2 separate regions of the Mus musculus genome follow, and region 2 is linked to region 1. A link is a loop called in an ENCODE intact Hi-C map of the cell type or tissue named here. Cell type or tissue: left cerebral cortex. All regions are shown on one strand. Each heading gives the region's core, and the rest is flanking DNA. Links, peaks and the distances in the headings are about the cores only. Region 1 has its middle 64 kb from the start of Gm30055. Region 2 has its middle 22 kb from the start of Rerg.

The links. A loop is a pair of places that touch in the nucleus more often than their neighbours do. Peaks named below come from ENCODE experiments on the same cell type or tissue, not always from the same donor. Only the 100,000 strongest peaks of a DNase experiment are listed, where the experiment ranks them.
Region 2: a loop joins it to region 1, with 2.5 times the contacts of the local background. A loop is called at or near these places in 7 of 42 quality-filtered maps.

The regions. Positions count from the first base shown.
Region 1 is chr6:137,037,929-137,050,748 of GRCm38, forward strand. No RefSeq gene overlaps it. Among named protein-coding and RNA genes, the nearest start is that of Gm30055, 64 kb to the left of the region's middle. In left cerebral cortex, for the core only: no CTCF peak of the experiment used is centred there; a DNase peak (open chromatin) is centred at 7,425.
Region 2 is chr6:137,185,691-137,198,510 of GRCm38, forward strand. No RefSeq gene overlaps it. Among named protein-coding and RNA genes, the nearest start is that of Rerg, 22 kb to the left of the region's middle. In left cerebral cortex, for the core only: a CTCF peak has its summit at 6,595 (motif pointing left); a DNase peak (open chromatin) is centred at 6,589.

The DNA of each region.
Region 1 (12,820 bases), core at 2,938-10,937:
TATCCCTACATAATGTAGACTGTGTAATTTGTGAAGGAAAAGAGTGCCTTCATCTCATTGTTTTGAGGGTTGGAAGGTTCAGGATAGAAAGAGTTTTTATAGAAACAATCAAATCAGAACACAATTTCACATGTTAAACACTACATGTCAGTCATTGGTAGGTCTTATTATTTAGTCTCTAATAACCTTTTTCTTCTACTCAAAATTTGGGTGATTTATTGTCAGTCTCCACATAATTTTATCTTTCACTACAAGTGTTGAATATTGTTCTGACAGTAAAATTATTGACAAATCATTGTTGTCACTTGAAGACAACTTCTAGGCTTTGCTATGGCAGGTCTATGGCTAATGTTGTGGGTGCATATTTTGGAGTTTGTAACCTACAGACTAAGGTTTTCACCAATGTTTCTGCCCTTTGACCAAGCTCAAACACTGACCTCTGTCTTCTCAGAAACTATGTAGGATCCTTTAACGACCTTCTTCTAATTTTATCCTGAGGTTTAATGTCTTAGGGTCCTCCCAAAATCTCAATTAGAATTTGGATTTTGGGGCTGGTGAGATGGCTCAGTGGGTAAGAGCACCCGACTGCTCTTCCGAAGGTCCGGAGTTCAAATCCCAGCAACCACATGGTGGCTCACAATCATCTGTAACAAGATCTGACGCCCTCTTCTGGAGTGTCGGAAGACAGCTACAGTGTACTTACATATAATAAATAAATAAATCTTAAAAAAAAAAAGAATTTGGACTTCTTCTGTGGTTCTCAGCTCCAGGACCTGATCCTCAAATCCATCTGCCTTGTCTTGACTTCCTGGCAATAGGATCATGGCCCTCTTCTTGGACTCTCTACCTGTTCTGAGGTCTGGAAGATGCCTTTGGTGAGAACAAAGGAGAATCCAGGATTTACTTGGTGTCCCTTTCTCCTCTCAAGAATTATTATTATGATTTAGTGTTCAACAGCTATAAATAGTAAGTTGTGAGTCTTCTATACTCTAAAATGGTTAAGTAAACAAACATTTATAACAACTCTGATGACTAATGGTTGTTGAGAAAGAATTTGGGATACAGAAAAGGTCCCCAACAGAAGTTGGGTAACTTGCTGTTGTTTTTCTTTTGACCAAACAATAACCCAATGCTACCTTTTTCTTTTTATTTACTCCTCTCTCATGCAATACATCAGGACTTCAGCCTCCCCTCCCTCCACTCCTCCCAGTTTCTTCACCTCCCCTCCCCCTCTCCCAGATCCACTGCTCCTCTGCTCCCCTTCAGAAAGGAGCAGGCCTCCCAGAGATATCAATACTACATAAAAAGATGCATAAAATTAGACACAAACCATCCTATCAAGGCTAGATGAAGCAAACCCTTTGGAGGAAAATGGTCCCAAGAGCAGGCAAAGGAGTCAGAGACACTTCCATTCCCACGGTTTGGAGTCTCAGAAAACCCCCAAGCTAAACAACCACAATATATGCAGAGGACCTAGCATAGACTTATGCTCACTCTGTGACTGCTGCTGCTTCAGTCTCTGTGATCCCCGGTGAGCCCTGCTTAGCAGATTCTGTAGCCACATTTTATTTTACAATTATATATCTTTAAAGATATATATATATACACATATATAGATAGATAGATATAGATATATATATAGATATATAGAGAGATTTGAGTTGAGAGAGAGATTGAGAGAGAGAGAGAGAGAGAGAGTTGAGAATTATAACCATAGGGAATGTGATGCAGCTGTCCCTTTAGGGATGAGCACTTTATAGTCACCTATTCCATGCACTCTGAGTAGTGGTGGCTCTCTGTGTGATCCTTGATTAAAATCTTCCATCAGCTTTCCCGCTGAGCAGCGAGTCCTGTAGTAATCACCTGAGCCCCTGAGTGCCAAGCATGAAGGCTTCTGGGCACAGAGAAATCCATTCTATGATGGGAGTGTGTTTGCCTTGCTTGAGTATGGAAGCCTTTCATCGCTGACAAATTCCCGGTGAGTCTGGCCAAATTCATGATTAGTTTGTGCTCTGCTCTGTGCTTTGCTTGATTTTGTTCCTCTGAAGAAGCAGCACTTGATACCTGGACCAAAAGATCAAGGACTTGGAAACCAGGCATCAGGAGTCAGTCATGGCCACAGAACAACATGCAGGACTCTTCAGTAGTGCTTTTATGGATAAGACTTATCCATCATTTTGCATTGAACACAATGTTCAGAATGGTGTGTGCCTGATTCCTCAGCGACAGTGCCTTCCCCCAGGTTCCATGGACGAATTTTCATCCAGTGCACTTTTGCATTCTTCTAGGTGCTTCATTCATTTTGTTATTGTTCCCTCCCTGGCTTATTTGTTGCAGGTTGATCCTTGCTGGGCCCTGAAACTGGATTTCTAATAAGCTCCACGCATGCCTCTTCTTAGTCTCACATTTCAAACCAAAGACCAAGTCGCTTTTATAATGATAAACGATGAGTTCTCTCCACAAAAAGCATCTCAAGGACACTTAGTTCTCAAATACCTAAAATGCCCTTCACTCCTTAGCACAACATGGCAGGAGATACTGTCCACCTGTGGCTCTGCCACTCACCAGGGGTGGCCGTAAGCAAACCATGTCATCTTTCTGTTTCTGGTTTGTTTGTTTGTTTGTTTGTTTGTTTGTTTTCAAAAGCAACCAACGCAGTCTTTAATCCCTCTAAGCTCTTCCCAGCATGTCTAGAATGTTAATTCTCACTAAGGGACTGGAAACACACAGCCTTTATGATGACACTCACGAGGCTCCCGTGAGTGTTGGCTTTCTGTTTCCAGAAGCATCTGTTATGATATTCCATCATCACCCAATTGTAAAAGTAACAAAGTAAACATGTGCATAAATAAACACAAAAGTCGACCTCCATCTGCCTTTTGCTCTTTCTCTTGTCTAAAGACATTGAAGGTGCCCGATTTAGCATGGGGTCTGGCCTCTGTCCTTCCAGGAGGAAAGCAGCCTCTGCAGGAGATGGCGTTAGCTGCTGTCTCTTTTGTCTGTGTTCTGGAACTACATGAGCGATTGTGTTATGCACACAGTGGTTTGAATGACAGCCACCCAAAGCCAAGTGAACGAGATCATAATCTTTAAGACCCCGAGGTCTTGGAGCAAAAGTACTTCAAATTTAGTGTCTCGCACTGTCACAAAACAAAATGTGTTTTAAATTTAGATGCGTGGGATATGGATATTTTTATCCTATTCTTTTCCTGAAAAGATTCAAATTTTTCCTACAATCAGAATGTCCTTTGAAGTTTCGGCATACGTAGGTGTTAGCTTTGCAGATTTCTACAAGGCACATAATCAGAAGACATAGGCAAGGCTGGGCAGTATTTGTGAGTTCTGTATAGGACTAGGTCTCCAGTTTAACTGTGACCTTGTCTGTTCTTTCAGTTGTCATTGTGCTCTAGGCTCGATATCTCTTTGGTAGGTGACATTGATTGACAGAGTCTAGACAAAATGATCAATTCTACTTTCCACTCTTGCATGTAATGTGGAATGGACAGAGCTTTGAAATGAGTTGGGTTCTAAGAAGTGATTGGTGTAACACCAGGGAGTCATGTTCAGGCCCTAAAGAGGTCTGATGTTAGTTTTTTGCTCTGTGCCCTGTCATAATGTATGCATTGTGTTGGATCAACATTTGGATTCTTTCCAGAAGAGAAAATGACATAGACAGTGTCACAGTTAGGGTTTTACTGCTGTGAACGGAAACCGTGACCAAGGCAACTCTTATAAGGATGACATTTAATTGGGACTGGCTTACAGGCTCAGAGGTATCATCAAGGTAGGAGCATGACAGCATCCAGGCAGATGTGGGGCTGGAAGAGCTGAGAGTTCCACTTGTTTCGAAGGCAGCTAGCAGAAGGCTGACTTCCAGGCAGCCAGGACAAGGGCATTAAGGCCCACACGCACAGTGACATACCTACTCCGAAGAGGCCACACAGTTGTGGGTTGTTCTGGTGCTGCCTGTATTCTGATGTTAGTTCTGTTTCAAGAGGGGCTGCCCCAATGAGGGGTGCATCATGTACTCAGGAGATTCCATGTGAACCTTTTCCCAATTTTAACTGGGCAAATAAAGACTAGAGCCTGTGGTTGGGCAGTGGAAGGGAAACGTGGGGCTGGAGGTTCTAGAGAGTAGAGGATGAAGATCAGAGATGAGGAGGTAGAAGGAGGATGGACCATAAGAACCACATGGCCTGGAGAAGCCGCAAGTAGCAAGGGATATCTCATAGCCAGGGAATAGGTTAATGAGGTGGTAGATCTGCCCAATCTAGACGTACAACTTTTAACTATTGGAACTGAATCGTGTGTTTTTTGCATGGGCTTATTGGGGTTGGATATTTACTACAACACTACACCTCCTAATAGTGCCGCTCTCTGGGTCAAACATATACAAACCATCACAGACAGCAATAGATTTTTAATTAAAAAAAAAAAACTCATGACATTCGTGTGTGTGTGTGTGTGTGGGGGGGTGTTCTTGAGTGTGTGTTCATGTGTGTGTACAAATGTGTGAGAGTCGTAGGTTGGTGCATCTCCCTCTACTGTCTCCCACTTTATTGTTTTCAAGACAGGGTCTCTCACAGAAACCGGAGCTCATCGATTAGGCTAGGCTGGCTGGCCAATGAGATCCAAGGATTCTTTCATCTCCCTCTCCCACTGCTGCTGGGGTCACAGAAGCCCTCAGTCCTGGCTTTTGTGGAGATGATGGGACCCAAACTCAAGTTGTTGTGTTTGCCATGCAGGGTCCATAAGAATCAAGCCACTCTGAAACTCACAGGGCCCTAGAGCAAAAGTACGCCGCAAACAGACGCGCGCTTCCCTTTCCTTGATAGGAAGGCAGAACGGGTCTATTTGTTACGTCATGGCAAGAGTCGACCTGCTGCCTGAGGCAGACATGTTTTATACCTATTTTTTTTTAGTGAAGGAAATGCCAGGCAGTGGTGGCGCACGCCTTCCTTTAAACCCTGCACTTGGGAGGCAGAGGCAGGCAGGCAAATTTTTGAGTTTGAGGCCAGCCTGGTCTGCAGAGTGAGTTCCAGGACAGCAAGGGCTACACTGAGAAACCCTGTCTCGAAAAAAAAAAAAAAGGAGTATCCAAGTGCTTCAAGTCTGGGTGGTAAATTTGACCCCTTATGTACTAGCAAGTATAAATCACAGTTTAATAATTCAATTAAGAAGTAATCATAATCCAAATAATATAATAAGATTTAATAAATTTAATAATTTTATAATAAAAATTAGTAACATCTGTTTCTTTATTAAAGAGGTCAACTAAACATTTTCTTTCTGATTTCTGAAATTCAGATAATTTCTGAAACTTTGGGTCAAAAAATAGGCATTTATTTCATCAAGTAGGTAGTGACTTACAGACACTCTGAAGGCGAAGCCTCTGGATGACCCTGTGGCTTCCCTGGGTGAGGATCAGACATTTATAAGCTTGCATTTTACAGAATATGCTTATGTCTCTGAAACAAAGGTCACCATCATGCTAAGTGAGTTTCAAATTATGACTGGCTTCTGTAGTGTAAATGGGGTGGGCCCCGGCAACTCTTTGTCAGGAAGACAGAAACAATTACAACAGTATTATTTATTAACAGGATGTTCTGTGATGTGGGGAGGGTAGAAAGTTTCCTGGCTTGACTAGTTTCATGACTCTGCTAGTCATGGTCTGCTTTTGTTGAGTTATAGTCACACCCTTATACTTCCAATAAACGTGTGTATCAAAAAATTATATTGTTAACCAGTGATGTCTGTAACTTAAATATTCCAGTTTTTTGTGCCCTAATGTATATAAAGGAATAATCTGAAATTTATTACAGAACTGCTAGACAAGTTGGGTGTGGGGTTACAAGCATAGAATTCCAGCACATGAGAGGCTGAGGCAGAAGGACCAGGATTTGACCATAGCCTGGGCTACATAGGGACCAGGATTTGACCATAGCCTGGGCTACATAGGGAAGGCCTGTTCCATAAAAGAAAACGAAAGACCATAAGACAACCATACAAATATAATATCATAATAAATAAGATGTAGAAGCATCCTCCAAAAACATATGATCAGTTATATGCAGAGACATTTTAGAGGTGGCAAGTAGAATTCATTTGTTATCTGGGTCTTTGAGTGAGAAAAGAAGTATTTCTGCTTATATTTACACACCAAATGTCTGTTGGGGAAGCAGTGAATACCCAGGCCTTGAACTATCCATAGCAAAGTCTCAGTGCCATTAAAACAGCCCCTGGCTGGAGCAAGGGCTCAGAGGTTAAGGGTCCTTACAGAAGACTTGAGTTCAGTTCCCATCGCTCATGCCAGGCAGCTCATGACTGTCTATAACTTCCAGTGCCTGGGGATCTGACACCCTCTTCTGGATTCCTACGTGCACATGGGAACCTGTACACACGTGGCACACACTCTCCCATATACACATGCCTACACATACAAAAAAATAAAAACAGAACACACCTTTTAAAAAAACTGGTATGCTGAGCGACCTTACTCTATTCTCAAGTCTGCCATTCAAGAATTTTTTTATTCTTAGAGGCTATTTTGATGGGTGTGCAAACTGGGGGCATGGGGACAGAAAGGGAAGAGGAGACTGAAGTGACTTCATAGTTTGAGACTGTGAGAAGAATTTGTGGTGGATGTGACTGGCATTAGATAACAGTGTGTGGAAAATCAAAGTGTGACCAGCTTTACAATTATCCTTCTTAGGGTTCAGCATCAGTTGGAGAGCTAACACATGATGGATAGTGTTAGGCCTGTGATGATTTTGTAAGATTTTTTTATGTGTCCTTGCGTTTGCTTATATGTATGTGTGTGTGCCATGTGTGCGGTTGGTATCCTTAGAATTAGACTTATGGGCATTTGTAAGCAGCTGCATGGGTCCTGGGAACCCGATCCTGTCCTCTGTAGGAACATTAAGGCCTCTAAATAGCTGAGCCATCTCTTCAGACTGATGGTGGAAATTTTAACCCTGTCTCTCTCCTCCTCCCCTCCTCTTCTTGTCTTGTTCAGAAACCTGCCTCTTCATTTTCACCCAGTGATTGGCTGGCGATTTGTGATTTGTGACAAGTGATTTATCATCTTTCTTAGCCAATCAGATAATTAAGGGAAATTCCTCTGCAATAGACACAGAGGGAGGGACTGTTGTGTGAGTATGTATCCACACAACACCACAAATAGATAATTGAAGTTACTTTCTACTCTTAAGGAAGGGGCGTGAGTATAAACACGGAAGGAAACAGAGCCGCAAAGCTAATGACACTGAGGCTTACCCAGATAGCTGAGAACTGGAAGACAAGACGTCACGTGTACTCCCGACTTCAGCTACACCCTGTGCTCTGCATGAGAACTTCCCACAGCTCACACGCATTCCTCTGACGATCTTATGTGGAACTGTTGCATGGCTGCTAAATCAATCGAGATCCCCACTGTGCACAAAGCCCCACTGTACCCTGCAGGATATTCAAATGAGCATTCATTCACACCTCAGAATTCTTGGAAAGTCTTCTCCATCTGTCAACATTTTATTTATCACTGTGAGTTTCCACAAGGAGAATTGATTTCAGTTATAGCATAAAAAGAAACACTGTGCACAGATCTCACTTAGACTGAGAAAAAGCTTTGTCTGGGGGGAGAGGAGAGAGTCATATTACAGAGGGCTCATTCATGAGTTTGGTATGCCCCCATAGCAAACACTCCAATGCGATAGCTTCAACCACATGGGTGGATTTTCCCAGTTCTAGAGACCATGAATCAAGGGCAAGAATTCATCAGGTTTGGTCTATCCTTGGCTCACAAATGACCATCTTTACACTGGATTCCCGCGTGCTTGTTTTTCATTTGTTCATCTAATCTTTGGTTGTTGTGATTGTCTCATGAAGACACGAGTCATAATAAATTAAGTCCTGTGGGGCACTGAAAGGCAGCCTGATTTGGTTGAATGAGGCTTGCTCTGGTGACCCAGTAGAAAACTCTACAAGGGAAGGAACAGTGAGCCACATTCCCAGAGACAGGTGCCTGACACCACAGAGCCCCCAACTCCATAATTCTGTGACTATAAGTCTCTCAGACAATGTCCCAAGCTCCTGGCATTCTGGCTAGACTCCACCCACACAGTTACCTGACTATAGCCAGGTATGCTCCTCCCCATAGTTACCTGGCAACAGCAAGATAGTCCAGCCTCCTATAAAAGGGGATGCTTGGCCCCTCCTTGCTCTCTTTAAGCTCTCACTTTTCTTTCTTTCCTAGCCCTCCTTTTCTTCCTCCCTTCCCCCTTCTCTCCACGTGGCCATGGCTGGTCTCCCACTTTCTACCTTATCTCTTTCTCTCTGCCTTTCTACAATAAAGCTCTAAAACCATAAACTGTCTCTGCTCATCAAGGCCCACAGTGCTTGAACAATGGGATAGACTTTCCCCTAATGAGCCGCATCTAACCTCCTGCGAGACAGAGGCCATTATCTTTGACATGGGTGTTCACTGTGGAGCTACATCTTGGCTTCACAGCTCTGAAATTGAATCATGTGAGTCACTGCATCAGCAGTTATTCCAAGAACACACATGTGGTAGGCTGGGCTACAGTTCAACACTTCTGTGGCGTGGACATAATGTGAGTGTATTCTCTAAGAATCCACATTCCTCAAGTTCTGTCCTCAGTATGATAGCTGTTGTACTACCACGAGCGGTCTAAGGCAAGCCATACATACCACCACCCTTGGAAGACACTAAAACTAGTCTCAAGGAGTGAATTAGTCCTCACCAAAATCTAGTTGCTCTAAAAAGATCAAGCCAAGCCCCCGAGTTTGCCTGGCTCCTCGTCTTTCCCCTCCTCCTGGAGTTCCACCATGATGCTGTCCAGTATGATGTAGCTAACATAGTAGGTGCCATGTTTTAATCTCCAGAGCTGTGGACTAAGTTATCCTTTTGTCTTAATAGATTATTCCACTCAGGCATTTTATTGTAATATAAAATTTTATATTAAGACAAGCAGATGAGAAAAAAAAACCAAGAGGCTATAAACAAGACAAACTACTTATTTCAAACCTCTGAGTGATGCAGAACCAACCCAGCAATATGCTCAAATTCAGCTACATTAAAGCCACTTTCAGGTAAGGAAAAACAATGGTTAATGTCAGATTTTAAAGCCTTAACAATAGTTTTCTTTTGAGTTCTGTGGATGCGAATCGCTGCCTTTACTAACTGAAACCGCATTTTTTAAAAGATGCGGTTTTGGCTCTGTGTGGTCGAAGCTGGGCTCAGGGATTTAAGCCAAACCTTGCTTGCGACTGAATCAGTCTAGAGATGCCAAGCAACAGGTGGCATGTCGTCCTGGTTTACACACTCCAGCCTTTCAAAGCGGCACCGTCATAGACTGTAACTCTAATTATAGTGCACTGTCCCATAGTCTCACTAGCCCTTGGAAACAACAACAGTTTCGTCCACAGACTGATCTTACGCCTAGGTAGCAGACACCTCACATTTATGGGTGATGTGCCTTGATTTCTTTATTATAGCTATTTTGTTCCTAAGTTGCCAATCATTGTTGAAGCATGTCTATACGGAAGGTTGGGGACATAGTTAAAAAACCTACAGCTATAACTCTGGGTTTTCAAATATTTATTTTATTTAAAAGTAATATACTATGTATATGAGTGGGGTTTTGTTGCAGTTGTTGGTTTTGGTTTTCTTTGCATGTATCTATGTACCATGTGTTGACTGGTGCCTGGGGAGACCAGAAGAGAACATTAGATTACCTGGTTACATATAGTTAGTAACCTACATAGGGCTGACGGAAACTGAACTCAGGGTATCTGATACTAGATGTGGTATAAGTAAAGGAAACTTCTTAGCAAACCATTTTGGAGACTCTAAATCCTTGTTTGAATGGCTCTATCTGTTCAATACTAAGAAAGTGGGTGCAAGAGAGATCTCCTGGAAGACAGGAAAAGAGATGTAGAGGCAAGGGACCTTTCCAACAGCTCATTGAATGAAATTAGGGTTCTCTCAGATATGCATGAAATCACTCAGGTGCATTCCCTGAAAAGCTAAAGACTTTCCACTGGATGTCTCCTCTTAAAGGGCCACCACCTCTCAATATTGCCACCATGGGACCTAAGCTCCGCTCAAACCATATCCAAGCTATGTCAGAGAGTCTTTGAAAAGAAGACGCTGAGCCTCTTGGAGGTGGAGTTACAGACAGTTGTGAGCTTATAATGGATACTGGGAATTGACCACCAGTGCTCTATAAGAGCAGCGAGTACTCCTAGTGCTGAGATAACTCTTTATCTTGTCCTTCTTACACATAAAAAATACTGAGGCCAGGCGGATGGTTCAGTACAGGAATTACTGGCAGTGAGCATAAGACTCCGAATTTGAATCCACAGAACCTATGTAAAGTTGGGTGGGATATTGCACACTTGTAATCCCACCTCTCTTATGACAGCGTGATGTGGAGACTGGGAATTTCTGGAGGTTGCAGGGTCTCTCTATGTAGCCCTAGATGGTATGAAACGCATCATGCTGTTCCAGCTGGCCTCGAACTCACAGAGACCTGACTGATTCAGGCTCCTGAGAGCAGGAGTTCTCCGTGCTTCTTTAAATGTTACTTTGTAGCAGTACATAGCCCCAGAAAGTGACCTTTGAAGGATGCTGGTGAATTGGGCAATGAGTGAGGCCCTTTGGTCTGTTTTACATCATGATGCACTTGCCTTGTGTAGCTAGGCATCTTTTCTCCAAGATAAATAAATAAATAAATAAATAAATCTCTTATATTTTTCTCTAATTGCCGATGCTATTTGAAATAGTACCAGTCAGCTGTGTTTAACATAGCAACCATGGTCATCAAAGATTTCCAATCTGAAGCATCTCCCAAATGAAGGTTTTCAGTAGAGAGTTCAAGGAAGGGAGACCTAATTGTGTCAGCATGAAACTGAAGGATAGATGAGGGGATGCTGGAAGTATTTTTAATCTTTTTGAGATGCTGATATGTACCCCGAGGAAAAGCAGTGTGCTCTATATAACTTAAGTATGCCGCGGCAGACTCACTGGGGGAACATAGATGAGATTTACAGTATTGTTTTCCAGGGAAATTGTATTCAGCATTCCGAAAAGCTAATTTACCAGCAAACGTTCTGAGCATAAATTTTAAGTTGGATGTCACTGGCACATAGTTTGACTTTGAAGCTCGGGGAATAGATTCAGTCAGCAGTCTATATTTGTCTCCATGTAAAACTTGCTTCTTGCAATAATCCCTTGGCTCCTCAAACTCCGGGAAGATGAGATAACGACAAGATGAAAGTTTTTATGACCATGTTACAGGCTCTTGTGGAGGAACACCACATGGGTCTCATCAAGAATTTCACTAGCTTACAGTGACAACCTTTACCCTTCCAAATCTTTCTCAGGATTGAGGAGATGGCTAGGTGTGTAAAATGGTCTCTGTCCCAGTGTAAGAACCAGAGTTAGGCTTTCTAGTACTCATGTGGCAAAAAAAAAGGTGGGCGCAGGGGTCTGTCTTAGTTGTTGTTCTATTGCCATGAAGAGACACCATGACCAAGACAACTCAGAAAAGGAAGCATTTAGTTGGGGCCTTGCTACAGATCCAGAGGCTTAACCCATCATCATTGTAGTGTGAAGCATGGTGGAAGGCAGGCAGCCACAGTGTTGGAGGAGTAGCTGAGAGCTCACGTCTGATTGGTAAATTGCAGGCAGAGTGAGAGGGAGACTGGGCCCTGCTGGGCTTTTGAAACCCCAATCCCACCACAGTGTCACACCTTCCCCATTAAAGCCACTCACTCATACTCTACCTAGAGCACACCTCCCAGTCCTTCCCAAACAGTTCCGATAACTGAGGACCAGACATTCACACATATGAGCCTGTGGGGGGCATCCTCATCCAAACTGTCACAGCCTGTGGGACACCAGCATTGGGAATGGAGACCAGAGGATTCCAGGGGCCCACTGGCCAGCTGCTGCAACTAAAATGAAGAGCTCCACATTTGTGAGTGTCTTAGGGTTTTACTGCTGTGAACAGACACCATGACCAAGACAACTCTTATAAAGACAATATTATTTGGGACTGGCTTACAGGGTCAGAGGTTCAGTCCATTGTCATCAAGACAGGAACATGGCAGCATCCAGGCAGGCATGGTGCAGGAAGAGCTGAGAGTTCTACATCTTCATCTGAAGGCTGCTAGCAGAATACTGGCTCCCAGGCAGCTAGGATGGGGGTCTTAAAGGCCACACCTACAAGGCTACACTACTCCAACAGGGCCACACCTCCCTACAGTGGCACTCCCTGGGCCAACCATATGCAAACCATCACAGTGAGAAATCCTGTCTTTAAAAAAAAAAAAAAAGTGGATTTAATAGAAGATATCCGCCATCAACTTCTGGCTTCCAAACTAGCATACATGAGTGAGTGTTCTCATAACACACATGTATACAACACACACACACACACACACACACACACACACACACACACACACACACACACACACACAACTCTGTCATAGAATAACCAAAGTTATTTTCAGTGAACGGGATTTAAGTAAAGTTATTATCTTAGCATAAAATATGGATACTTTCTTAAGATCAGAAAAAGCTGTAAACTGAAAATCTGGAGCCTTGGACTCTTTGTTTCAAGCAGACGTCAAGGAGTCTGTCTCATCCAGCTGGCCTCACAGCAAATGCCCAATCTAGAGCCCTCTCTGAGTAAGAGCTGCCACTGTGCCTCCCAGATCTGAGCACGGGAGGTGTGACGGTTAGTTTTAATTTTCAATTTGCTACAACCAGGAATCACCACCTGCTCACAGAATC
Region 2 (12,820 bases), core at 2,192-10,191, 150 kb after region 1:
AGATGTAACACTCAACCCGCTCAGCAGCTCCTCAGAATGAGATCACCTGAGCACCGGGGACAGAGCAAAGGATGGCAGTGTTGAGGTGATCTGCAGTGCAGGCACTGACAGTGATATATGTTTTCCAGGTTCAAATACAGACCTGAACAATCACCCCACCTCTTCTTGACAGGGTCTCATGTATCCCAGGCCGGTTTCAAACTCCCTCTATAGCCAAGGGCGACCTTGAACTCTTATCTCTACTTCCTGTTGCTGGGATTGCAGGCATGCACCGTCATACGAAGTTAATCAGTGCTGGGATCTAACTCAGGGCATCAGGATGCTTCAGGGGTTCTCTATCAGCCACTTTGTATGCTCAGCCCCTGGGGCCCTTCTGAAAGCAGCCCTTCTGCAGAAGGCAGCCAGCCAGGGCTGAGGTGGCCTTTACTGGAATGGTGAGATATATATCAGCTGCTCACATTTGCACTAGCCAAAGGGTGCCAACCCCACATTTCAACTGAATTCTACTGTTTTCCCCTGTGTTCCTTGAATTCCTTGAAATCCTGAGGGGTTCTAACGGTTATGTGCTACGTGTTCCAGAGTGGTCATGCCCTCACTCTGTACTCTACTGATGGCTTCTGAGGAAGAAAGAACACTTTCCTTTGGGGACATGGCCTCTGGTAGATTGTCCGCAACCTAGTGGATAGCCCACTATATATAGTCAGTAATATATATATATATATATATATATATATATATATATATATATATATATATATATATATATCCCCACCTATATATAGTCAAGACTTACTGGACTTGGAGTTACTAACAATGACAGAAGACAAAGAGATCATGAAACTGTGAGAGAGGAGGCTTCAAATAAGACGATCACCTAGTATTTCAATCATCTGAAAGCAAGAGCCCATTCTGTTTGCCTGATACTGTTCCGAAAAACCACAGGATTTCCCTATTTGAGAATGAGAAAGGACAACAAAGAAGAGGAGTTTAAAACAGTGGTGTCAGAAGGTACCCTATGGCCTTGTGCTTGCAGCTTACTAAATCCAGGTCTTTGCCACACCATTCCAATTTATGTTATGCTTGGGATTCACTTCTGAGCTCAAAAATGAGTTAAGTGATGGACACTCGAGTATATTTTGTGGGCTTGTGGGCATCTCCAACTTTACTTCCAGACTCACGTATGCCATATATGGTATGGTTACCTTCCTTTTTCAGCATATCGACTATGGCATTGAACACTTGTATACACCATGTATGGTTACCTTCCTCCAATGGGTCAGCATATCGTCTACGGTGCTGATTCTGTAGCCGTTTTATGAAGGCATTCCGCCTCACATGGTATAAGCCCGGACCAAGCTCTCCTATTTCCCACTACTCTCTGAGCAATATTCCACCCTGATTCCCACAGTGCCAGTCATTCTGATCAGCTGGGCTTGTTAACCCGAGACCTGGTCTTAATCACTTTACCTTCCCATTAATTCTGTTCCTCCCAGATTTCCCCAGCCTCAAAGTCTTGCAGTTTGTGAAGGTTCAAGTGTTGGAACCTTGCTGTCTTTGGCTCTCACCTTTTTGGGATAAGGGTAGGAAGCTAGAGCAGTGGTCCTCTACCTGGAGGTTGTGAGCCCTTTGGCAGGGATCCAATGACCCTTTCACAGGGGTTACCTGAGGCCATTTGAAAACACAAGTATTTACATTATGATTCATAACTAGCAAAATTATAGTTATGAAGTAGCAGTGACTCTCGTTTGGGGGATTTAAGGTTGGGGGGGGGTCACCAAAACATGAGGAACTGTATTAAAGGGTGGCAGCCTTAGGAAAGCTCAGAAGCACTGGGCTAGAGTGCTGGGATCTCACTGTCCTTGGCTCTCACATTCCTAGGCTAAGAGGAGTCTAGAATAGCAACTGGCATGATTTGTAACCTCTTTGCAAGGATGCAGACATCTCCCCGTTTCCTTGGTAACTGTTTCCTGGGCCATCCCGCATGACTGCAGTGAACATGTAGTAGCACTACTCTCCTGAATGGACACTGACCAGTTCTTGTAACATGCTTCCACATCTTCAAGATGCAAGATCCCCACTGTGGCTGCCCCACTGTTTTCATGGCACAAACCACTCTCCTTCCATAGCCACAGTCCTAAGAAGCTTATGGACCATTCTCCAAATCTTCTGCTACATTTGCAAGTGATGCATGAATCCAGATTTTCATGTTTGGGGATAGGATTGGGGGGCAGCATCAGATGCTTCAGCATGCATTTCTCTGTGTACCTAACTCACTGCCCATAACTCAAGCTTCTGGTGACCCAGTACCCTTGTCTGGCTTCCATGGGCAGTGCCCTATGGAACATGCACAGCATACACCTAACACACACACACATACACACACATACACACACACATACATACACAGACACACACACACAGACACACACACACACACAGACACACACACACAGACACACACATACACACATACAGACACACACACACGGACACACACACAGACACACACACAGACACACACACATACAGACACACACACACAGACACACACACATACACACACACAAACACACACATATACAGACACACACACACACACACACACTGAGAGAGAGAGTTAAGCACACATTATACATACACGTAAATGATAAAAATAAAAATAATAAAAAATGATGACAGACTAGGGAGGTAAGAAAAAGCAAATGAGAGAGGAGGGAAAGGAAGTATACAATAAGAAGGAGAGAGAGAGAGAGAGAGAGAGAGAGAGAGAGAGAGGGAGAGAGGGAGGGGGGAGGGAGGGAGGGAGGGAGCGGGGAGAGACAATCCAATCCCCACCACAAACTGACATGTGTACGTGACACATCACTGTCACATCATCTGCCTGAGAGTTGTTGTATAAGATGATGGAGAAGATAGCACTGCAAGGCTGAACTCCACTCTAATTCTCTTACAGATAATTTACTCTTCCTCCCACTGATGTTCTTTCCGCCCTCTCCAGCCGCACACCCACTCCTGTCCCCACCCACCTGGGCCAACCTCTTCATCACCACACTGACAGCCAGCACAGCTGTCTTCCACGGTGTTACTCTCAACGATGCTTGAACTATAAAATGACAGCCCTATCGCCATGGCGTATTCGATGGCTCTTGTGCCCGATGGGTCATCATTCTCAGTGAATTCTTTGTGTTCCCTGCCTCCTTCCGAGTCTTCCTTACAGCCTAATGAAATTGCATGCCCATACTTTTATGTTCTGCACTTTCCAGCTTATATAAGAAATCTTGCTTCAGAAAAAAAAATAACCAGGAAGATGAATATATCGGGTGATGTTGGAGGAACTGTTACTAAAGGAACAATAACAAAAAATGGCTTTGATAATGGTGTTATACATCTTTTCCTGAATGTAATCTGTTGGAACCTCATATGTTAATTAAAAGCTAAGGACACATTAATTAAAATCAGTTGCAGGGGGACCATCAAGATGGCTCAGTGGATACATCTGCTTACCACTAAGCCTGAGCTTTGAGCTCCAGAACCTACGTGGTGGAAGGAGAGGACTGTCCACTCCACGCTGTCCCCTGACCTACACGTGTGCTCTGCGGAACAGAAGCCCACCCCATAAAAAGAAGCAAAAGGAAAATGCCATTTTACAACGATTGTCTGCGTTTGTCTCAGTTGGTTCTTCTGATTCTAAGATGTACCACCACGAACAAGAACATGCCTTGCTTTCAACCAATACAAGGGCTCCCTTTTAATCAACATGAAAGTTATTTTCCTCTTCCACACAGAGTACAAAAGCTTTATCTGTCTTCAAGATAAAACAAAGTTGAAGAAATTAGGAAGATAAGAGACAGCTGAACAATGCAAAATGGATCATTAGGGGAAAGGGACATTGTGGAGGAGGGGGAGGAGAGGCAGGGGGAGGGAGGGACAAGGTGGAAGAAAACAAGAGGAGAGAGAGGTGAACTGGGGGTTGGAAGTGGGGAGTGATAAGAGAGAGAGAGATGTTCTTGAGGTTTGCTCCACGGCATTTATGGGGTTAAAACATCTCTGAGCACTGTTTTATGTTTCCTCTTCATCCTTTTGAAAAGTCATCACTGAAGAAGTGGGGGTAAGCTTGCAGCTTCACAGCTTGCATACCACAGCAGGTGACTGGACACACCCACTCAGGACCTTCCTCTCAGCTCTTTCAAGCTCACTGTGGACTTCTGGCAGCCCATCCCCTCCCTCCCCTCCATGTCCATCAATAATCAAAACAAAGCAGTATATACAGTGGACTATCTTTGAAACACATACGACCCCTTTACCCCCAAACTCCACTCAGATAATAGAGTAGATTCCAGCCCTGAGTGAAGAGGTAATCCACTCTTTACTTCCTGGAGGCTGGGGCAGCGCGATTCCACTCGCCCCAATGTTCAAAGACACAAACACGCAGTGATATTTTTAATATGCCTTAACTAGCTCAACGGCCGGGCTTCTCCCTAACTCCATGTGGCTAACATTTTCCCCTCTGATATTCCTGAGTTATCACTTTCTAAAATCTATATTTCATCTCTGTTACCCCAGACCCAATTGAGGGAGTGGCCCCTGAGGCTGCTTTCCTGATTCTTATATGTCCTGCAGGCTCTCCTTCCTGCCTCTATTTGCACATGGTCTCCTGCAGCCTCCTTATGGAGGAATTCCTGTTCCTGTGTCTCAGTCCCTTCCTGGGAATCCTAAAATCCCACCTCTGTCTCCCTGCCCAGACATTGTCTATCAGTAACTTTATTCACCATTTAGAGCCAACTGGGGGCAGGGATCCTCAGAGTCTGGACGCACAGATTCTCGTGTGAGTTTGCAAGCAGAATCAACACAAATATCATTAGAACCATTCCCCAACACCCAAGGATGCACACATATAGCTCTGTCAAGAGATCTTTCTGTAGGCTATGGCCAAAAGTTAGACTTAACTAGTTTTCTGTAAAAATGGATGCAGAGAACTGAACGAAACCATCACGCATTGAAAAATGCCCTTTCTGGTGTAAACATTACATTGAGTTTGTATGCTAATGATGAGTGGTGGTAATGGCTTTTTGGGTGGTCCTCCTTTCCAAGCGCCAAATGAAATGAAGTCCCCCCTCCCCCGTTGTCCCTAAGAACATCGAAAGGGTGTTAGCTGAAGGAGTGGATAAGAGATCGCAGTTGGCTGTGTGGACTGGGAGTAGATTCTTCAGGAAGAAAAGATGCTGGCTTTAAAACTTGCCTCTGAGTGTCAATCAATAATTTAGTACATACCAAACACCCACAGGCTTCCTGGAGATGAACAAACAAATTATTTCATCACCCTGAGAAACATCAACTGGAAGGCGTTTGTGAACCATGAACGCCAACCATCAGCAGGCGGGTCTTCTTTGGACAGTGGAGTGTCTCTCCTGCAAGTGTTGGTCTCTACCGCAGTTTGGTCTGTTCTCAGCTCTGTCTTCTGTTCCGTAATAGAATCCTGCCCACTTCACCCTAGTGGGTCTCCGACTCTAGCTCCAGGGCTGCAATGGTGGGAAACTCATGGTGGGAGGAGCTTGAGGCGGGTGGTCCTGTCGCAGGCAGTCCGGAAGCAGAGAGAGATCACTGGCGCTCAGCAATTTCTTCTTTTGTTGAGTTCATGAGCCCCACCCATTAGATGGTTCCTCCAACCCTAATTAACCCTGTCTAGATAATCCATCACAGACTGCGCAGAGATTTGTTTCCATGGTGATTCTAACTCCAACCAAGTTGATGATATTAACCATCACAGCCCTTGAACGCCCCTGTGCCAGCCACGGCCCCCAGTGTGGGACCGTTGGTTGGTGGTACTGCCGTTGAGTGGAGATTTCTGATTATGCTCTCTTTGAAGGGGTAATGGGGTCAGGTCTTCTTCTTTTTCATTTCCTGCTTTGAGATGAGTAGCTTTGCCCAACTATGTCCTCAGCTACATGAAGAGTTTGAGGCTGGTTGTAGTGTGGACTACACTCACTCCAGTTACAAGACAAAAACAAACACACAAATCAATATTCATGAGGCTTAAAAAAATCCTTTTTAATTTAAGGGACTGGATAACTGAGGTAAAAGTCCTGGATGCAAACACATAGTGAGGAGTTGGTTTCAGAGGGAGAGACTGGGTTTTGAAAGTCTGGAAGGGGATTGTGGAAAGAGTGCCAAGTTTGAGTATTGAAAGCGAAGTCTGTGTTTTGGGCTTGTGAACATCCCAGATAAGGCAGATGTCTTAAAACTGTCATTGTAACTTAACATTCAAAAGAATTTTACCTGAAATGATAAATCTAAACAGCACAACTTCGAAAGTGGAAAGACAGAAAGTAAAACAGAGACCCCGGAAGAAACAGCTCTATGTAGCTGACATGGCTTTGGGGGGCTAAAAAATGAGTTGTCCGAATTTTAATTTTACCGTTCTGGCTTTCTTAAAAATATTTTTACTAGAACTAAACTCTTGGAGAGTTCTGGATCCCACACAAAATCTATGCCTGTGTCGATGCGTATGGATCTCTTAGCTCTGGGGAAGGTAGAGGGAACTTGAAGACCAACTCCTGAAAGGTTTTTGGCCAGGGCTGCATCTGTGGTGCCACCTAGTGGTAGTTAGGGGTAAAAACTTTTTTCTTTTCAGAAGGTGAGTATTGGTTTGCTTGCTTTCAGCAGCTTTATTTAAAACTGAGATTAAAGAGTTATGAGTGTTTGTGAGCAGCCCGATGTGGGTGTTTGGAACGAACTGAACTTGAATTTTCTGCAAGAGCAGTGAGCTCTCTTAACCACTGAGACATCTTTGAAGCCCCCAACTGATCTTTGATACTGATTAAAAACAATAATTTATTAAGTCATATATTCTATAGTATTCTATTCTTTAACATATCAAGTGCTATGGCCTTATAAAATAGAATGTTCGAGCACTGAGTTCAGCATTATCATGCATGCTGATTAGGAATATTACTTTCCTTCTTTGCCTTTAGTCTTCCACCATGGGAGTCAGGCAGTTATTTCTTCCGTGATTACATTAGAAATTACTCATATAAATTGTATGCCCCCAACAACTATCTATACACAAATATATTTGAAAATGTCACTATCTATCATCTATCTATCTGTCAGTCTATCTATTATCTATCATCTACCATGTCTCTGTCTCTCTCTGCTGATCTTCAGAAGCAGTAAGCTCATATATATATATATATATATATATATATATATATATATACACATATACATATACATATACATATACATATACATATACATATACATATACATATACATATACATATACATATACATATACATATACATATACATATACATATACATATACATATACATATACATATATACACACACACATACATATATATGTGTATTAGTAAAAATGTAGCAGAAAAATGCTGTCAGTCACCGGCTAGTTGTTTGTGTGTGCACATGCATGCACACTTGTTTAAGAGTTTCATTTCTTTTCAGGCTTTCTTTGTTGTTCTCATGTTAATTCTCTGAGGACCCTGTCACAGTTTGTAAAAGCACTTCGGAATGTATAGCCTCGCCTGCTTTAAAAGTTTGTTACCAGTATTTTTGAAGGTTGGTTCTCTCTAGCACATTCTGGAAAATTCCAACAGCTGCCTCACCTGCTCGTCCAGGATGTCTTGTCTCCACTCTGGCCGCTGCAGGTCTGCAGTGAGCTCTGCCTGTGTCGCTGGCTTCCCAGTCTCAGTGTGTTCTGAACATCACTGGGGCAAGCAGGGTAAGAGGTGCTGTATGCAGATCATCAGCTCTGAAGCACGGCTTTCAGATCCAGACTTAGCTCTGCAACCCATACGACCTGCGTGGAAAACAGTCTGAGCCTTGAAAAAAGGCTGCTTAAGGGGTGGACTGGCAGCTGTCCCTGGCTCCCTTCCTTCTGCGTCCCTCTTTTTTACTGAGCTGAAAGCCTTCCTTAGGTTCTAATAAACCAGTTGCAGGAAAGCAAAGTCCATTGCGAAGTTCCCAGTAGTGAAGACGAAGAAAGACAGATCCCAAGAAGATGAAGAGCCCTGCTGTCCCTGAAGACAGGGACTTCCTGCCCACCATCACCGGAAGTACCTCCCTTTCATCTCTTACGAGTGCTACTCACAACCCCCAACATCCTGCCCTCCTGCGTCCTATAGATCTGAGATGGAGACTCTGTTCTGTCTTCTTCAGGTCAGTCTGGGAACCTCTTCTCTTCTAGCAATTTCAGTTTCCTGGATTTCTGTAAAAGAGTGAGCAGGTGTACCAGGTTCTGGTGACCGTCCAGAATGTTCCCTCATCTGAGAGATCCTGTAGTAAAACCATCCCGTGAAATGGCCTCGAGGCAGCCTGTGTGGTCTGCACATGAATGCTAATACATCTGATGTTTAAATGGAAATCTTCCCATCCTAGTTCGCTTTGCCGTTGCTGGCTTAAATGCCACAATCAAAAGCAGCTCGGGGAGGAGAGGGCTACATCTGTCTCTCATCTGGAGAAGCCAAGGCTGGAACTGATAGCAGGAACTAGCAACAGAAAAGATGGAGGAACACTGCTGACCAGTTAGCTCACATCTAGGGACCTTTCTTATACAGCACAGGGTGGTGCCACAAAAAGTGGGCTGGGCACCCGTCTGTCAATCAGTAGTCAAGCAAATGCCCTACAGATAAGTTCAGAGGCCAATCTGATGGAGGCCGTCCTTCAATTTAGATTCCCTTTTCCTAGGAGGGTCTAGTAGACTACAAAGATTAACCATCACACCTCCCTAAGAGATCTCATTGTACATATGCAAATATCCCTAAATATGAAAAAAAAAATCAAATCTGAAACACACTGATCTGTTCCCAAGCATCTCAGGCAAGGGATTCAGGTAACCTCTTCTTAGTTAGGGTTTTACGCCTCTGAACAGACACCATGACCAAGGCAAGTCTTATAAGGACATTTGGGGCTGGCTTACAGGTTCAGAGATCCAGTCCAGTATCATCAAGGAAGGAGCATGGCAGCATCCAGGCAGGCCTGGTGCAGAAGAAGCTTTGTCTGCCAGCCTCTAAGAGAAGACTGACTTCCAGGCAGCTAGGAAGTGGGTCTTAAAGCCAAACATCCACAGTGACACACCTTCTCCAAGGCTACCTCCTCCAAGGCCACAAAATAGTGGGCCAAGCACATACAAACCACCATACACCTCATATCCATGTCTAAGCACTTCAGTCACACAGTCTTGTGTGTGATGGACCTAAACAGAGACACCTAAAGGAAGTGAGCACGCCCATGTGTTCGTGTGGTTTCTCCGAGTACACTGCTTTGGTATCATCCAGGTCTCCTTCTCCCGCGCTCTTAGCATTGTATGGCAAAGTAAAAGTAGTTAGGAGACGACCCTCAGTCTTCTACAGTCTGCTGATGAGACGATATTGAGGTTACAGGGCCAGGGAAGCACAAACTGCTAACTCCACGGTAGAGAGACAGTTCGGTGGGCTCTTCCTTAGTGGTCCACGGGACATGCAATCAAGGAAACCTACAGCAGAGCTCCAGATCTACCATCTTACAACAGATGATAATAACTACTTAGCTCCAGGGAGAGTCACGTGACACGATACATGGTAGACACCTGGCCTAACAAAGACTATGCTGTGTCTAATAAATACTCCATTCCCTGTTCGCTGTTGTTGAAATCGTCTCTCAGAAGCCAGCACCTATTCCAACCACCTGGAAAGGTCTGATAGACGTCTTTGAAACAGCTCTGAGTCACATTGGCTGGTTTTCTGCCTTCCCATTCAATGTTAAAAGTACTTCAGGAGAAAGGCTGGGAGGACCCCGTGTTTAGGTAAATATTAACTGACAAAGGTGCCCTTCTGTCATATTGATAGACATTGATACATTAGCAGTTTTGAACGTTCTTGAGGATGGTCATCTCCGTCATAATCAGCAGCTTGTAAAATAGGAAGTAAAACCATAGAGCTCTGGTCAGAAGAGTGGGGTCTGACTCTGGTCAGGCCCACAAGATTGCCATCTAGCTGAAATCTTTCTATAAAACCACAAAGACATACCTTTGTCTGCATCCCTTAAGTGTTGATACAAGTGGACCCTGTGATCTCCCGAGTAAGGAAGTGTCCCTCTGGCAAACCACTGGTCTAAACCTACCTAACAATGTAGACAGATATTGTGACTTCTGCAGGGATTTGTCCTGTCAAGTTTATCCTTAGCAACATAGCTTCCCCTGACCTCCCTCTGTTCTCACTCTGACTATTATGTGTTAGACTTTATCTGTCTCCTGCAATAAGCCATGTGGGACTCGTCTGAATTCTTTTGATGCACATCCCAAAGAGCAGGGAGCAGAGATGAAGCCAGATCCAGGTTCTGGGGGTAATGATGCCCTCAGAGAGCCTCCTGCCTGCTTACAGCATGTCTGATCTCATCTAGAACACTTCTGATAACACAGGTGCCAAAGAATTAACCATCCTGCAATGGCATCAGGCGTCCATGAGCTGGTTTTTCTGTGTATAAGCTCAAAGTATACATTTGAATATACTTCCATGCCATCTATGAAGAGCTTATATCACATATCCTTTATCAGTCATTCCTAGAGACCACGCAGGCAGCTAACATAGAAAGAGATAAGCTCAAAACAGGGAAGATTGGCATTCAGTTATGCCAGTCATGGATGATTCTTCTCTGAAATCACCCCCAAATCACCAGGACATATTTTTCCCTTCCCCAGATTATTTGCAAATTTATTAGCAATTATTTTAAATTATTATGATATTGTGATGTGCATTGAATTGCTCGCACTTGCACCTCCCCAGAGGAAGGAATATTAGTGGGGAGTTAAAAATTGAATGACTACAGCTCTTTTTCCTTTCTATATAAAATACATTAGTGTGGGGAGTTTTTAAAACTTGGAAAGTTTCTCACTGTCTACTTAACAAATATTAATTCAGAATTGAAGACACTTGGCTCAGAAACCAGGAACTTAGCCCCAGCTCAGACAGCAACCAATTTAGGGGATTTGGGCCACTTACAAAAGATAATAATTCTCTGAGCTCCTATATTTAAAAAAAATTAGGAACGGGCACATGGGACCGATGTACCTTTCAATACAATGCCTAGTAATCTTAAGTCACCGGTCACTGAGTCCTGCGTTGTATCCTGTGAGTCTCTTCACGCTATGAGCCAGTGCGGTGTTCACAAGGGGCTGCTCTGTGGGGCTGTCTTCCTTCAGCATCACAGCTCAGAGGCAGAGGCAAGACTGTGCAGGGAGGCTGGGATTGAGCAGAGGCGAGTCACGGTCCCGAGGACTGCTGCAATGTGTCCCCTCTCTGCACAGCCTCCGCTGCGGGCCAAAGGAGGGTGCAGGATCCGGAGCAGCTGGGCGGTTGTGAGGTGCCCTGTGTGGATGAAAGCTGGGAGCCAACCCCAGTCCTGTACACCGAGCATGCGCTCTTCACTGCTGGGCCGACTCTCAATTGCTTTCAGTGTCTAGAAGGCAATGGTCTCAATCCAGAATGGAAGAGATCAACAAGACGCTTTACCGGAAGTCTGTTTTTCACGTTCTTGTTCACCTTCAAAAATCACAAAGCTTTGTTCCAACTTAAAATCCGAAGACATTTATTATCTTACAGGAGGTTTCTTTATCTTCTTCCAATGTAGTATTTTTATTGATTCTTTGGGGATCTCACACCATGCGCCCTGACCACGTTCACTTCCCAGTCCTTCCATGTCTGCAACTCCCTTGTAACCTCCCTCCCCACCAAAAAGAAAAAGAAAAGGAAAAGAAATAGAAAAAAAATCCAATTTGTGTTATCTATATATTAACTGGATCATGGTCAAACTCTCAGCTACCTGCCCTTTAAATAGAGCTGAGTTCTTCGCCTCCTGCTCCCCCGACCCAGTAACCATCAATTGTGGAGAGCTACACTTTGGCATCCTTATCAGACTTTGAAGGAGTTTTCTTTGATTCTTTGATGGCTTCCTATTTAGGTGTTACTTTGCGGGGGGGCGGGGGGAGGTGCGGGACAGGGGTGTCATTGAGGTGGGGTAGGGGTTAGCACAAAAGCCTTCCGTGTCCCTCTGAATCAACTGTGCACCAGCTGTCAGCAGCATCACCGCGGAATAGCTAGCTCCTTGCTCTTTAACAGTCAGTGGGAGCACGGATCATGGACATCCTCATGGTTTCTGGCGACAGCACAGTCTATAAACGCAGCCCCTGGCTGCCGTAGGACCACAGACCCAGACAAAGCCCTCGGAAGGAGCACGGACCTCGGACATCCACATGGCCTCAGGTGGCAGCACAGGTTACAAACACCCGAATGGTGACATGGGCCAGCAACATCAAAAATCCTGACAGTAGGGCCATGAACAATGTTAATTCTTTAATTCCAGAAAATTCCACAGGAATGCACATTCTAACGAGCACAGGGACTTCCCTGTTGTTCTCTTGTGAACTAGAACATGGGTCAGCACATAGTAGATCCACCACAAATATTTGGAAAACAATATGTATGTATATATATGTATATATATATATATGTATATATATATGTGTGTGTGTGTGTGTGTGATATATATATGTGTGTGTGTGTGTGTGTGTGTGATATATATATATGTGTGTGTGTGTATTATATATGTGTGTGTATGTATATATATAATATAACTCACACACATGTAAAAGGCCATTACGTCATTTATTTGTCATTTCTTTTCTGCTCAGTTCTGAAGAAGCTATATCCATAGGTATGAGAGAACATTTAATATATTAATTTTTGAGTATACTTAGTTTTAAGTATATGAAATAAAATAAGGGGACAGGAAAGAAGAGAAATGGAATAAATTTCAGATT